2 separate regions of the Homo sapiens genome follow, and region 1 is linked to region 2. The links are chromatin contacts, found by Hi-C in ENCODE. All regions are on one chromosome and are shown on one strand. Each heading gives the region's core, a stretch centred on a gene start or an enhancer-like site at or near the end of the contact. The rest is flanking DNA. Distances are from core to core; before and after follow the strand shown.

The links. A loop is a pair of places that touch in the nucleus more often than their neighbours do. Pooled maps may share reads with other maps.
Region 1: a loop to region 2 is called in a pooled map, with 12 times the contacts of the local background. The contact joins the promoter of DUS3L here to the promoter of MLLT1 in region 2. A Hi-C loop is called at or near these places in 11 of 50 pooled maps.

What each region holds. Positions count from the first base shown.
Region 1 is chr19:5,789,609-5,792,423 of GRCh38, reverse strand. DUS3L (dihydrouridine synthase 3 like) reads left to right here and starts at 1,261. Exons shown (of 13, transcript NM_020175.3): 1 at 1,261-1,380; 2 at 2,089-2,377; 3 at 2,705-2,815. The coding sequence starts at 1,283. RefSeq lists an enhancer at 1,079-1,538.
Region 2 is chr19:6,278,591-6,281,290 of GRCh38, reverse strand. It overlaps MLLT1 (MLLT1 super elongation complex subunit), which reads left to right and starts at 1,316. Exons shown (of 12, transcript NM_005934.4): 1 at 1,316-1,518. The coding sequence starts at 1,507. RefSeq lists a silencer at 919-1,348 and an enhancer at 2,149-2,228.

The DNA of each region.
Region 1 (2,815 bases), core at 12-2,511, 490 kb after region 2:
CGTTTTGTTTACTACCACGCCCCCAGCATCTAGCACAGCATCTGGCATACAGATGCTCAACTAATTATTTGTTGAAACTAATGTCCTGCATAAAAGTAGTGTAATTTACTTTTTTTTTTTTTTTTTGAGATGGAGTCTTGCTCTGTCGCCCAGGCTGGAGTGAAACGGCCGATCTCGGCTCACCGTAACCTCCGCCTCCCAGGTTCAAGCGATTCTCCTGCGTCAGCCTCCTGAGTAGCTGGGATTACAGGCGCCCATCACCATGCCTGGCTAATTTTTGTATTTTTAGTAGAGACGGGGTTTCGCCATGTTGGCCAGGCTGGTCTCGAACTCCTGACGTGCCCACCTCGGCCTCCCAAAGTGCTGGGATTACAGGCGTGAGCCACCACACCCGGCCTTATTTATTTATTTATTTAGAGACAGTCTCGCTCTGTCCCTCAGGCTGGAGTGCAATGGCGTGATCTCAGCTCACTGCAACCTCCACCTCCCGGGTTCAAGCGATTCTCCTGCCTCAGCCTCCCAAGTAGCTGGGATTACAGGTATGTGCCACAACGCCCAGCTAATTTTTTATATTTTTAGTGGAGACGGGGTTTCACCATGTTGGCCAGGCTGGTCTCAAACTGCTGACCTCAAGTGATCCGCCCGCTTCGGCTTCCCAAAGTGCTGGGATTACAGGCGTGAGCCACCGCTCCCGACCCCTAATTTACATTTTTAAAAACCCTAGCAGGGGCCGGGAACCATGGCTCACGCCTGTAATCCCAATGCTTGGGAGGCCAAAGTGGGAGAATCGCTTGAGCCCAAGAGTTCAAGATCAGCCTGGGCAACCTGGCAAGACCTCGTCTCTACAAAAAATTTAAAAATTATCCAGGCCTATTGGTGCATGTCTGTAGACGCAGCTACTTGGGAGGCTGAGGTGGGAGGATAGCTTGAGCCCAGGACGAGGCTGCGGTGAGTCGTGATCGTACCGCTGCACTCCAGCCTGGGCGACAGAACGAAACCGTTTCAACAGAACAACAAAGACAAAAACCTCCAAAACACCCTAACAGTTAAATTTCCTCAGTCCAGAAGCTGATTGCAGTCCAGTTCGCAATTGGCCAGGCTCTAGTTTATATAGGACCTGAGGCTCCACCCATGTGCAGGCACCGCCCCCGTGGCGTCACGAGCGAGCAATGGCGTCATTGGAACGACATGAGCATGCGCACTTCCCCAGCACAATCAGGGAAGACACGCGTGACCCGGAAGGTCTTCCCGCCACACTCCAGAGCGGATGTGAGGGGCGCCGATGGCGGAGGGAACGGCGGAGGCTCCTCTAGAGAATGGTGGTGGTGGCGACTCGGGAGCCGGAGCTTTGGAACGAGGAGTGGCGCCCATTAAGCGTCAGTGAGTCGCCGGGGCAGGAGGGAAGCTGAAGGGCCTTTTCCGGCACCCATAGCGCGGTCCGAGCTGTGCATGCCGGGAGATTAGGCAGCGGCTGAGGGCGAGAAGCCACCGGCTCTTCATTCCGGGCCGTTCTTCCGCCTGCAGGGTGGTCAGCGGAGGTACCTGAGATCGTGCACGTTGGGGCCTGTCACATGCGCGAAGGACACCACGTGCATGCTAGGGCAGGTGGGATTTGAGGCCAGGCCCGCGCTGCATACTGGGGATTGTAGTCCCTGCATATGGACGTACGGCGCATGTGCTCTGCCAGCGGCCGTTACTGGCGGGTCTTGGGGTTGAAGCGAGTGCCGCGGGGCGTGCTGGGGCCTGCGGTGTTTGAAGGGCCGAAAGGCGTGCTGGGAAATGTGGTGGCTTAGACTCCGCTTCAAGGCATGCTGGGAATTGTAGTTTTTCGCAGCCTAACGTGCGCAGGGACGTTCTTGACTGAACCTGATAATAGTTTCGCGCAACACTTTGGACAGTGAGGACCCAGGGACAAAATAGGTCTTTTTTGAGGCCGTGAGGGGCTCCCAGGCTGGGAGCTGGCTGGTTCTTAAGTAGTGAGCTCCCCATCAGCAGAAGGATTTAAGGACGTGCAAGTGTTTCTAGCCTCCTTTCCCCAGTGTTTATTGACTATGTTCGGAGGGTTTTCCTTTCCCTTTCTGTCGGCAGATACCTCACCACCAAGGAGCAGTTTCACCAATTCCTGGAAGCCAAAGGGCAGGAGAAGACTTGCCGGGAAACCGAGGTAGGAGACCCTGCTGGCAATGAGCTGGCTGAGCCTGAGGCTAAGCGGATCCGACTGGAGGATGGACAGACGGCGGACGGGCAGACGGAGGAGGCAGCAGAGCCCGGGGAGCAGCTACAGACTCAGAAGAGGGCCCGGGGACAAAACAAGGGCCGGCCCCATGTGAAGCCCACGAACTACGACAAGAACAGGCTGTGTCCCTCCCTAATCCAGGCAAGTGCGGCCACGTGAGCATTCCTGCCGGGGCAGGCAGGAGCAGGGTGTGTTTCCTGGCAGCGGGTAATTGTTAGAAAGCTCCTGGGCCTTCAGCAACGAGCAGTGAGCTTGCTCTGATGCCATTCCGTCTTCATTCTCCTCGGGATACATTGTAGGGCTTGTCATTGTTCTCATTGTATAAATGGAGATGCAGAGGCACGGTGAGGTGCCTGACTTGCTCAGGGACACAAGAGCCAGGAGGGGTGATCTAGAGTTTGAACCCTGGCTGCTGGGCTGCCCCGGGGTCTCCCTGTCCTCCCTCACTGCTTCCCTGTTTCCTCGCAGGAGTCGGCTGCTAAGTGTTTCTTCGGTGATCGCTGCCGCTTTCTGCACGACGTGGGGCGCTACCTGGAGACCAAGCCGGCCGACCTGGGCCCCCGCTGCGTGCTCTTCGAG
Region 2 (2,700 bases), core at 67-2,566:
GAGTCTTGCTCTGTCACTCAGGCTGGAGTGCAGTGGCATGATCTCATCTCACTGCAACCTCTGCCTCCCTGGTTCAGGCGATTCTCCTGCCTCAGCCTCCTGAGTAGCTAGAATTACAGGCACACACCACCACGCCCGGCTAATTTTTGTATTTTTTTAGTAGAGATGGGATTTCACCATGTTGGCCAGGCTGGTCTTGAACTTCTGACCTCAGGTGATCCGCCCCCCTCAGCCTCCCAAAGTGTTGGGATTACAGGCGTGAGCCACCGCATCTGGCCGCTTTTAGCAATTTTAAAATATAAAATTACATTATTATGTAGTCACCTTGCTGTGTGATGGATCGCCAGAACTTATTCTTCGTGTCTAACTGAAAACATGTGACTCTCTTGGGTCATTTGAATGTAGCACGATTTCAAATTTGTATCATTCAAATTAGCATGAAGAATCACACAGTACTGTTCTTCAACCTATTTCACAGATGCACAAACTGAGACTCAGGGAAAGGTGAAGAAGGGGCTGACCAGGTTTGCCAAGGATTATGCAAGATTAGAAAATTAATCTCCACTTTGGGAGGTTGAGGCAGGCGGATCACTTGAGGTCAGGAGTTCGAGACCAGCCTGGCCAACATGGCAAAACCCCGTCTCTACTAAAAATACAAAAATTAGCTGGGCATAATGGCGAGCTCCTGTAATCCCAGCTACTCGGGAGGCTGAGGCAGTAGAATCTCTTGAACCTGGGAGGTGGAGGTTGCAGTGAGCTGAGATCGTGCTAGTACACTCTAGCCTAGGCCACAGAGCGAGACGTGTCTCATAAAAAAAAAAAAGAAAAGAAAATTAATCTCCAGTTCCAGAGCCCAGGGCTCGTTCCATTACATAGCAGCATCATGAGGTCAGGAAACAAAAGTGTCCCTACCGGGGGGGCTGGGGGATCCCTCCACAGGGCTCGAACCCGTAACCTCAGTTCCAGCCCCCGGGACGCTCCCGCCCTGGAGGCTCCAGCCACGAGGCAGCGCCCCCTGCGGGCCGCAGCGCGCAGGCGCCGCGCGCCCGTCCCGCCCCCGCCCCCCTCCACGTGCGGCGCACACCTCGCGCTCCCCTCCGCCAGGCTCGCCTCGCGCCTCCCTCCCTCCCTCCTCCCGCCCCTCCGGTCCCGGCCTCCCATTGGCTGCGGGCTTCGTCCCTCCGGCCGCAGCCCGGCAGGCCCCCGCCAGGCAGGAAGTCCCGCGCCACAAGCGGCCGTCCGCGCCGTCGATTGGCCCAGGTGGCTGTCAGTCGATGCGGCGGGCCCTAGTCGGCGGCGGGGGCCCGTGATCGGTGCGCGACCCGGGCTGGCGGTGGTTTCCGGTTCCGCGGGGCTGGCGGGCGAGCGGGCGGCCGGGATCGGCGGCGGCGGCGGCGGCGGCGGCGCTTGACAGACAATGAGGGCGGCGGGGCGGCGTTGAGCGGCGGCGGCGGCGGCGGCGGCGGCGAGCGACGCGGGGCCCGGGGGCGGGGCGGGGCGCCAGCCATGGACAATCAGGTGAGGAGCGGCCGCGCCGCCCCTGCGCAGCCCGCCCGGCCCCCTCCCGCCCGCCGGCCCGCCCGGCCCTCCCCGGTCCCGGCCTCCCCGCTCCGCGCCCGCCCGCCCGCTTTGTGCGCGCCCGCCGCTCCTCGGGCCTTTATGTGGGGCGGGGGCGCCCCTCCCCCATCCGCGACCCCGGCCAGGGCGCCTCGGACACCCTTCGGGACCCGGGCCGGGCCCGGAGCCCCTTGGGACGCCCCTGGTGACCCCCCAGCCTGGCTCGGAGACCCCCGGGAGACCCCTCGGAACGCCAGTCCGACCTGCATCCACCTGGGACGCCCCTGGGGACCCCAGCCCGGCTTAGGGACCTCAAGACAGCTCTCGGGACTTCAGCCTGGCCCAGAGCTCCTTCCAGGCACTTCCTGGGATCTGGGCCCTGTTCAGACCCCTCCCGGGGCCCCTCGGATCTGCCCAGTAGACCTTTCCGTCTCTAGGTCCAGGGCCAGTCACTGTCTCCTTTCCTGTCTGGACCCTTGTCCCCGAGTCGCCTCAAACTCCCAGAGTCCCCAACCTGCTGTCTGTCTTCCCTTCAACCTCAGCTCAGATATGAGGCGTCCCCGGCCCCCTGGGACCCTGCTCTGCGGCGTCTCTCTTCCTTGAACCCCGGCCCAGCCTAAGCTTTATCTCCACCCATCCCCTACCTGGACCTGAGCCTTCTCTCCCGTCTGATCCTGCCCCGGCTGCAGCCAGGGCATCCCTTTCTCTCCCAACCCCAGCCCTGGCCTGAGCTCCTCTGACTCCCTAGGACCCTGGCCTTCGGTCTTCTGCTGCAGGGACTCAGGCCTGTTTGGAGTGTCCCCTCTCTTTGTACTTGCTTTTTCAGACTTCTTTCTTTGACCCACCCTGCCGCCTCAGCCCCCTTCTAGTTTCAGGCCCTGGTCACTCTCCCTCGGACCCGGCGGGGCTGTCTCTTTCACCTTCAGACCCTCTGCTCTGAGACCAGGACCAGGAGCAGTTTCTTCTCTGACCTGGATTCCCCAGACCTTTGAGTCACTGATGGCCTGCTGTTCCCCTCAGCTTGGGCCCTCTCCGCCCCTGGGATCCTGATTTAGGCTTCCCCACACTTGACCCCAGTCCAGATCTCCCTCCCAGGCTGGTTGGTCACGTCACAGTCCTGCAGTCTCCTGTACAACCTTTGCC